Linked DNA regions of Homo sapiens: region 2 is linked to region 1. A link is an interaction called in ENCODE POLR2A ChIA-PET data of the cell type or tissue named here. Cell type or tissue: PC-9. All regions are shown on one strand.

Region 1 (5,000 bases):
TGAACCCAGGAGGCAGAGGCTGCAGTGATCCGAGATCACACCTCAGCACTCTAGCCTGGGTGATAGAGAAAGACTCCATCTCAAAAAAAAAAAAAAAAAAAAAAAGGCCGAGCGTGGTGGCTCACATCTGTAATCCCAGCACTTTTGGAGGCCGGGGTGGGTGGATTACTGAGGTCAGGAGTTTTGAGACCAGCCTGGCCAACATGGAGAAACCCTGTCTCTACTAAAAATACAAAAATTAGCCGGGCATGGTGGAGTGTGCCGGTCCAGCTACTCAGGGAGGCTAAGGCAGGAGAATCGCTTGAACCTGGGAGGTGGAGGTTGCAGTGAGTTGAGATTGCAACACGCACTCTGGCCTGGCCGAAAGAGCGAGACTCTGTCTCAAAAAAAAAAAAATTAGCCGGGTGTGGTGGCACGCACCTCTATTCCCAGTTACTCAGGAGGCTGAGGCACAAGAATCACTTGAACCTGGGAGATGGAGGTTGCAGTGAGCTGAGATCATGCCACTGCACACCAGCCTGGGTGAGAGTGAGACCCTGTCTCAAACAAAAACAAAAGATGAGTATCACTCCTTCAAGCCAAAGGTACTGAGAAAACATCTAAGAACTAACAACTTAAAGTTGTGAGAGATTCACAAAAGGATAATCAAAGCCATATAATGAAAAATATTACAGGAACACATGCTGTGCAGCTGGCATTTTGTTCTATTAATCCTGAAACCGAACACCATACTAAGTTTCTGAGGAGGGAAATTTTGCTGCAGAAGGTCAAAACCCCAGCACACCTGTTCTGACTTGAGTGTGAAAGTAACACCTCACCCTACAGGCCCACCACCCACCTGCCCTGGGGCCTCTCAGCTTCCCCATCACTAAGCCTTACTCTTTCCCTTAAAATCCACAGGGAAGAGTAGCCTCAAAGAACAGAAAATAGATGACATTATTTTGTCCCTTGGGCAGAAGGAGAAGCTGTGGCCTGAGACTCCAGGTCTACAATCATAGGAATATGCCCAGGTACCTTCAAAAAGATGACTGCTCTTTTGCTTTTGACATCAGAATCAGAGAGCAAGCAGATAGTATGGCAACAAATTTCAACCCCGCAACAGTGTACTGCCTGTGACACCACACCTGGAAAGAATGACCCTGGCCACCAACTCTACCCTCACCCTAACAGTGTCCCTCAGTAAAATCTCTACTGGAAATGGAAGTGGCATGGCCTACCTGACTTTAGTAGTGAACTGGACGCCGGTCTTGATGACGAGGGGCCGGTCAGGATGCATGGGCATGCAGGGCTGCCGCTCCACCACAAAGGCACTGAGGAAAGAGAAGATGGGCTCACGCGCCACGGCCATGACCAGAAGTCAGCCCGCCTCTCACTCTACCACGTGAGTCTTTAGGTATTTTTTAGATGAGGGAAAGGGACAAGGATGCTAAATTACCTTTTCATTAAGTTTCTAAACAGCTCCACGATTCTCTCCTCCAGCATCGGCCGGTGCTGTACAATGGGGTCCCCTTTGTAGGAAACTTTTTGCTGCAACTCCTCCAGTTTCTTAATTTGTTGACGGGTCTGAAGTTGAGATTCTGCTAATGACGTTATCCTGCCAATAAATTAAGAAAGATGCTAATTACCAAAGTGAATGTATACAGGTGAGATGGAGAAGGGGAAGGAAATACTGAAGACATGGAGACCACTACAATAAGAACAAGGAATTTTTTTATTGTGGTGAAATATATATAGCATGAAATTTACAATTTTTCATCTTAAGTTTACAGTTCAGTGACATTAAGAAAAGAGGAATTTTTCACCATGTTGGGTGGATGCTGAAAAAATAAATAAAAAAAGAAAATAATTTATTTATTTATTTATTTTTTGAGCTGGAGTGCAGTGGTGCAATCTCGGCTCACTGCAACCTCCATTTCCCGGGTTCAAGTGATTCTCCTGCCTGAGCCTCCTGAGAGATTACAGGTGTAAGCCACTGCGCCTGGCCTTTTTTTTTTTTTTTTTTTTTTTGAGATAGAGTCTTACTCTGTTGCCCAGGCTGGAGTGCAGTGGCACAGTCTCAGCTCACTGCAACCTCCGCCTCCCAAGTTCAAGTGATTCTCCTGCCTCAGCCTCCCAAGTAGCTGGGATTACAGGCACCCACCACCACTCCCGGATAATTTTTGCATTTTTAGTAGAGATGGGATTTTGCCTTGTTGGCCAGGCTGGTCTTGAACTCCTGACCTCAGGTGATCCATCTGCCTCGACCTCCCGAAGTACTGGCATTACAGGTGTGAGCCACCATGCCTGGCCAGAAAATAATTTATTTTACCTTTTATTACTAGTCCCTTCCTAAAATCTCAAATTTCTAAGAGGGGGCTGGGCACACAAGAAGTATTAAAATTTATACCACTAGGAGGCATTGATGGAGTTATCACTGGAAAATGACAAGCATCTGAGCCCAGATATGCAGAACACGAAATATGGAATTTAGCACTTACTTTACTCATCCTAACTTGTCTATGAACATAAAGACTCAGAAAAAGAGATTAGACAGCTCCCAAAGATGGGTTTGAGCCAGCTCTGTCACACACTATCTGTGCAAGCTTTGCCAGGCCCTTCACCATCATGGGCCTTAGCATCCCCTTGCATGAAGAGAAGGGCTTGAACTACATGAGCCCTTTCTTTTCTTTCTTTCTTTTTTTTTTTTTGAGACAGGGTCCCACTCTGTGGCCTAGTGCAGTGCAATGGCATGATCATAGCTCACTGCCTCCTCCAACTCCTGGACATGAGTGATCCTCCTACCTCAGCTTCCTGAGTAGCTAGAACTATAGGTGTGTGCCACCATGCCTGTTTAGTTTAGTTTAGTTTTTTGAGATGGAGTCTCACTCTGTCACCCAGGCTGAAGTGTAATGGCACATGTCTAGTTTTTTAAATTTTTGTAGGGATGGGATCTCACTTTGTTGCCCAGGCTGGTCTCAAACTCCTGGGTTCAAGTGATCCTCCCGACTCTGCCTCCCAAAGCATTGGGATTTACAGGCGTGAGCCACAACACCCAATCCCCATAAGCCTTTTCAATGTCAGCCTTCAACTGATCAAAGGACATGACATTATGTTTCAAAATATTGATAACATGCACAAGGAATAAGTGAATAGAGAGGGAGAAAAAGCTCATTAAATCTATCTCCAAGAATAGAGATATTAGGCCAGGTGCAGTGGCTGACACCTGTAATCCCAAAAATTTGAGAGGCCGAGGCAGGTCGATCTACTAAAATACAAAAAAATAGCCAGGCATGGTGGCATGGGCCTGTAATCCCAGCTACTTGGAAGGTTGTGACTAAGAATCGCTTGAACCTGGGAGGAGGAGGTTGCAGTAAGCCAAGATCATGCCACTGCACTCTAACCTGGGTGACAGAGTGAGACTCTGTCTCAAAAAAATTAAAAAAAGAGAGAAGTTAGCATCATTCCATCATTCTTTGATGGTTTATCACTAGTGTAACAAAGACCAAAAGACCAGAAAGACAGAAAGTGAAAGGAGAGGGAGGGGGACCGCTGCAGGGATTTCTGAACTCCTGAGCTCTTTTCTGGCACTTCTATCCTCCCATTCCCAGAACTTAAGCTTCTTCGTTCCCTGGTCAGGAAGCATTTAAAACTGCTTTCAGTAAATTAACAACACTCAGGGTTAGTGAGGATATGAATAGACAGGCATTCTCATGTAGAGTTGCGCTAAATTTCCAGTGCAGGCTCTGTATCTCAAGTTTCTCCTAAGGCAAGCTGGTGCAACATGCTCACTATAGGGCCTTGCACAGGAAGGGTTGCAGTAAGATATGCTGGATGAAGGTAAAAGTGCAAATTACAGAAAAGCATATAAAGGAAGATCCTGGGCTGGGCACGGCAGCTCACATCTATAATTCCAGAGCTTTTGAGAGGCCGAAGTGGGATGATCCCTTGAGCCCAGGAATTTGAGACCAGCCCAGGCAACAAAGTAAGACCCTGTCTCTATAAAAAATTTAAAAATTAGCCAGGTGTGGTGGTGCATGCCTGTAGTCCCAGCTACTGAGAAGGCTAAGGTGGGAAGACTGCCTGAGCCCAGGAGGTCAAGGCTCCAGTGAGCCATGACTGCATAACTGTACTCTAGACTGGGTAACACAGTGAGACCCTGACTCCAAAAAAAGAAAAAAAAATGATCCTAATATAAACTGTATAAATTTCTATCTTTATGTGTATATACATAATGTGTATATACATAATGACAGATGTCTAGATTGAGCATCAACTAAATTTTAACTACTAGTACTGCTGATGATTTCATTTAAAAATTTTTTCTTCTCTTGATTAATTTTCTGTATTTGAATTTTTTCCCTTAAAAAGGGCATGTGTCATTTTAGATTACTAAAATAACTAAAATTAAAAGGTTTGTCTATCTGTTAAATACAGTTAAACCAAAAGCCTTAATTGAATTATTAAGTAAAATATACTTAAAATATAATAATATAAATACATTTTTTAAAACAAAGTTTCTCCAAATAAAGTAAAAACTTTATTTTATTTTTATTTTTTTGAGATGGAGTCTCACTCTGTCTCCCAGGCTGGTTGGTGTGCGGTAGTAAGATCTCCGCTCACTGCAACTTCCATATCCCAGGTTCAAGTGATTCTCCTGCCTCAGCCGCCCAGAGTAGCTGGGACTACAGGTGCGCACCACCACGCCCGGCTAATTTTTTTATGTTTTTAGTAGAGATGTGTTTTCACCATGTTGGCCAGGCTGGTCTCAAACTCCTGACCTCAAGTGATCCGCCCATCTTGGTCTCCCAAAGTGCTGGGATTACAGGTGTGAGCCACAGCGCCTGGCCGAAATAAAGTAAAAACTTTAATTCTTGGGCTAAATTTGAATATGGAAAAGTCCCCACGTTGGAGATATAGTACCAATTCTGTGGGCCTGCAGTTAAGATCAGAATTCAATCTAGCTTTCGAGAAAGAAAGGAAAAGCTTCTTTCATCCTTTACCAGTTTTCTAGCCGATCTAGG
Region 2 (5,000 bases), 290 kb after region 1:
CAGTGAAATTGCTTGAGCCCAGGAGTTTGAGAATAGCCCGGGCAACACAGCAAAACCCGTCTCTAGAAAATATACAAAAATTAGCAGGGCATGGTGGTGTGCACCTGTGGTCCCAGCTACTTGGGGGGCTGAGGTGGGAGGATCACTTGAGCCCAGGAGGCAGAGGTTGCAGCAAGCCGAGATCACACCATTGTACTCCAGCCTGAGTGACAGAGCAAGACCTTGTTTCAAAAAAAATAAAAATCTGTGTTTTAGGATACTTTGTCTGAAGCTGGCTTAAAATGTAAATCAGCAAATTGGCAGTTTTTTGAATGAAAAAACACTCAGTGGTTTTTGGGGGTGTTGTTGTTGTTGTTTAGAGACAGTCTTGCTCTGTCACTCAGGCTGGAGTACAGTGATACAATCATAGTTCATGGTAACCTTGAACTCCTGTGTTCAAGCAATCCTCCCGCCTCAGTGTGCCAAGTACATGGGACTACAGGTGGTGCCACCATACCTGGCTAATTTTAATTTTTTTTTTTTTTTTTAGAAATGGGGTCTCACTGTATTGCCCAGATTGGTCTCAAACTCCTGGCCTCAAGTGATCCACTTGCTTTGGCCTCACAAATTGCTGGGATTAAGGCATGAGCCACTGCACCTGGCCTTTCTTTTTGTTTTCTATATTTTCCAAATGGTCTATAATTAATATGTATTACTTTTATAATCAGAAACAAGTATATTTTAAGTGTAAATAAGTAGAAGAGTAAACAGGAAAAGAAGCTAGAGGTAAAGTGGCCACAGATGGTAAATGACAATAAGGTAGATATGAAAAACAGAGATGATTATAACAGAACAGAAGGAGAAATCTAACTGCTTGGTGGTGGAGATCAATACATTCTTATTTCAGACAGATTTTTACTCTCTTTCTGAAAACTATGGGAGACATGAGGGTTTAGGGTTATTTCAAAAAACAAGTGGAGGCTGGGTACTCATGCCTGTAATCCCAGCACTTTGGGAGGCCAAGTCGGGAGGATCACTTGAGGCCAGGAGTTTGAGATCAGCCTGGGCAACATAGCGAGACCCTGTCTCCACAAAAATAAGCCAGGGCTGGTGGCAGGTGCCTGTATTCCTCGCTACTCAGGAGGCTGGAGTGAGGAGGATTGCTTGAACCCAGAAGTTCAAGGCTGCAGTGAACTATGATTGTGCCACTGCACTCCAGCCTGGGCAACAGAGGGAGATTCTATCTCAAAAAAAAAAAAAGTGGATATATTTGATTCAAATTTAGAACTACAAAAGAATAGCAAGCAAAGAAACAAGCTCAATATTTTTCATACCATGACCAACAAGAAAACTTAACATTCTAAATGAACTTTCTATAATATATTAGTTAGTGTACAAGTATTATAAAATATACATTCATGATATACAATTGTATACATTAATATGCAATACAAATGGATATAAAGTATCTCAACAAAAGTTTTTTTTTGTTGTTTTTATGTTTGTTTGTTTTGTTTGTTTATTTTTAGGAGACAAGGTCTCACACTGTCACCCAGGCTGGAGTGCAGTGGCATGATCATAGCTCAGTGCAGCCTCAAATTCCTGGACTCAGCCTGTAATCCCAGCACTTTGGGAAGCCGAGGTGGGCAGATCACCTGACTTCAGGAGTTCGAGACCAGCTTGGCCAACATGGTGAAACCCTGTCTCTACTAAAAAGACAAAAATTAGCCAGGCATGGTGGTGGGCATCTGTAATCCCAGCTATTTGGGAGGCTGAGGCAGGAGAATCACTTGAACCCAGGAGGCAGAGGTTGCAGTGAGCCAAGGTCGCTCCATTGCACTCCAGGCTGGGCCACAAGAGTGAGTCTCAAAAAAAAAAAATGCCTGGGCTCAAGTAATCCTCCTGCCTCAGCCTCCCAAGTAGCTAGGACTGCAGGTGCCTGGCACCACACCTGGCCTCAATGAAACTCTTAAAGTGATGAATAAATACTCGAAATGCTAGGGATGGACTGCTGAACATAAATATAATTTTTGCATATAATCATATGCTTTGGTTTGTTTTTTCAAATTCAAAATAAAATGTTGCAAAACATAAGTTGTCCAGCTAGGCACAGTGGCTCACACCTGTAATCCCAGCACTTTCAGAGGCCGAGGCAGTGGGATTGCTTGAGCCCAGGAGTTTGAGAACAGCCTCAGCAACATGGTGAAACCCTGTCTCTACAAAAAATACAAAACTTAGCTGGGTGTGGTGGCACACGCCTGTACCCAGTCACTTGGGGGGCTGAGGTGGGATAATGTCTTATGGGATGGGACAGTGTCTTTATCTCTATTTCCCTGTTATCTACTACAGGCCCTGCACAATGTAGCTGTTCAAAAAACATTTGTTGAACAAATGAAAAAATGATGTCAAGGCCATAACTTTTACTCCTCCTCTTTTCATTAACAAGAAGACATTAAGAGATTTGCCACATAATCAAATAAAAGCACACCCCAGGACAAATTAATGTGTTGACCACATTGGATCAGGAATATTGAGACTTTAATCCTAGACTGTTTTCAGAGAGGAGTTGGAAAATGGGGAAAAAAGATGTAATTTCTCCAACTAGAAATTAACTTATTAAAATTCATGCATAACATAAGCTATTCCAAGATTCCCCCTTTTTTTTTTTTTTTTTTTTTGACACAGGGTCTTGCTTTGTCACCCAGACTGGAGTGCAGTGGCACGATCACGACTCACTGTAGCCTTGACCTTCTGGGCTCAAGCAATTCCCTGCCTTAGCCTTCCAAGTAGCTGGGACTACAGGCATGCACCACCATATCTGGCTAATTTTTTTGGTATTTTTTTGTAGAGACAGGGTTTTGCCATGTTGCCCAGGCTGGTCTCGAACTCCTGAGTTCAAGTGATCTGCCCGTCTCAGCCTCCCAAAGTAGCAGGATTACAGGTGTGAGCCACCAGGCCTGGCCTATTCCAAGATCCTTACACCAAATAGCTTATAGTATCAGAAACCAAATGGCTTGATGTAGCTGAATTTCTGATACTTGATACTTTGGAAATTTTCCCAATGGACACATTATACAAGATGCCATTAGCACCTGAATGGAAACAAACTGGTGACTACAAGTATTCTACATCCTGCCAGATCAAATAATAGTCATGAGTCATAACTGGATCTGCAGACAGCTGCGTAAAACAGATTATCAGTGGAAGGTATGGCAGTTCCAAGGCCTGACCTGCAAAGTCAGTCGGGAAAAGGGTGCGGTCAGAACCAGCACAGCTGGAAGGTCACCCACAGAATAAAAGTTGCCAACTGGATGTGTTCCTCTAAGACAACTTTGCAATGACACAGAAGCACAGCCATGGTCAAGAGATGGCCAGAAGGAGGTGGTGAGGAGCTGAGAGAGGTCCTTGGTGATCCTCAACCTACAACTGGGCTAATGAGGCAAACACTGGACCAAACAGCCCTAAATCTCACCCAAAGACTTGAAGGCTGTCCGTCTTCGTTCCCCTGACACACACAGTACTCCCTGAGAATTCCCATTCTCTCTACGTCCCATCCTTCTTTAGGATTTCTGAACCTAGAGAAATTTGCTCCCTGAAATTTTCTGTGGTGCCCACATAGATTTCAAGTTATGGAAATGGCTCTATAAGGAATACCTGGCTGAGTGCAGTGGCTCACGCCTGTAATCCCAGCACTTTGGCAGGCCGAGGTGGGTGGATCACCTGAGGTCAGGAGTTCAAGACCAGCCTGGCCAACATGGCGAAACCCCATCTCTACTAAGAATACAAAAATTAGCCGGGCATGGTGGTATGCGCCTGTAATTCCAGCTGCTTGGGAGGCCGAGGCAGGAAAATCGCCTGGACCCAGGAGGTGGAGGTTGTAGTGAGCCGAGATCGTGCCACTGCACTCCAGCCTGGGCAACAGAGCAAGACTCAGTCTCAAAAAAAAAGAAAAAAAAAGAGTACCCCATCAGCCTGGGCCCCAAGGATGGAAATGAATCACAGATAACACTGGCCACAGGGATGGTATAGAAAGGTACTAGGTCCCCAGGGTACCCGGAAGGGATGAAGTAGAGATGAACAGAATGGAGTTTAGGTCACGGAGCTTAAGAAGGCCAGGTTACTACTTCTGCTTCTAAGACACAACCATAGGCAATACGGCTCAAGAGGATCACCTACCCCGAGCCAGGAGACAACCTTAAACTGAAGTCTAGTGTGGTTCCTTGGAAATCCTTGTGACTTGGCCCTCTTGTGAGGCATAAATTGAATCTGGCCTGAGAATATCCTAATACTCTGTTTCCTCTGACAACAAATTGTGTTTAGTGACCTCCCCATAGTGACTGCTCTATTCCTACTGGCTATGTTCCATTGGATGCATAGTATTTATGTGCATAGTATTTTTTTTTTTTTTTTGAGATAGGGTCTCACTCTGTTGCCCAGGCTGGAGTGCAGTGGCATGATCACTGCTCACTTCAACCTCCGCCTCCCCGTTTTTTTGTTTTTTTTTTTTTTGAGAAGGAGTCTCACTCTGTTGCCCAGGCTGGAGTGCAGTGGCATGATCACTGCTCACTTCAACCTCCGCCTCCCCGTTTTTTTGTTTTTTTTTTTTTGAGAAGTAGTCTCACTCTGTTGCACAGGCTGGAGTGCAGTGGCATGATCTCAGCTCACTGCAAGCTCCGCCTCCCGGGTTCAGGCCATTCTCCTGCCTCAGCCTCCCAAGTAACTGGGACTACAGGCGCCTGCCACTACGCCAGGCTAATTTTTTGCAATTTTAGTGGAGACAGGGTTTCACTGTGTTAGCCAGGATGGTCTCGATCTCCTGACCTCGTGATCCGCCCGCCTCAGCCTCCCAAAGTGCTGGGATTACAGGCGTGAGCCACCACGCCCAGCTGCCTCCCCATCTTAAGCCGTCCTCCCACCTCAGCCTCCCGAGTAGCTGAGACTAGAGGCACATGCCAACATGCCTGGCTAATTTTTAATTTAATTTAATTTAATTTATTTGTTTTATTTTATTTTATTTATTT

What was found. ChIA-PET counts read pairs that join two places held together with the same protein. Peaks named below come from ENCODE experiments on the same cell type or tissue, not always from the same donor. Only the 100,000 strongest peaks of a DNase experiment are listed, where the experiment ranks them.
Region 2: POLR2A ChIA-PET joins it to region 1 with 13 read pairs; 2 of 35 experiments call an interaction of 5 or more read pairs at or near these places.

What each region holds. Positions count from the first base shown.
Region 1 is chr17:42,332,456-42,337,455 of GRCh38, forward strand. It overlaps STAT3 (signal transducer and activator of transcription 3), which reads right to left. Exons shown (of 24, transcript NM_139276.3): 8 at 4,980-5,000; 9 at 1,436-1,594; 10 at 1,218-1,310. Among named protein-coding and RNA genes, the nearest start is that of STAT5A, 46 kb to the left of the region's middle. RefSeq lists enhancers at 1,029-1,088, 1,109-1,158, 4,909-5,000. In PC-9, CTCF peaks have their summits at 2,355 (motif pointing right) and 2,562; no DNase peak of the experiment used is centred here.
Region 2 is chr17:42,621,157-42,626,156 of GRCh38, forward strand. No RefSeq gene overlaps it. Among named protein-coding and RNA genes, the nearest start is that of TUBG1, 14 kb to the left of the region's middle. In PC-9, no CTCF peak of the experiment used is centred here; a DNase peak (open chromatin) is centred at 3,115; H3K27ac peaks cover 925 bases.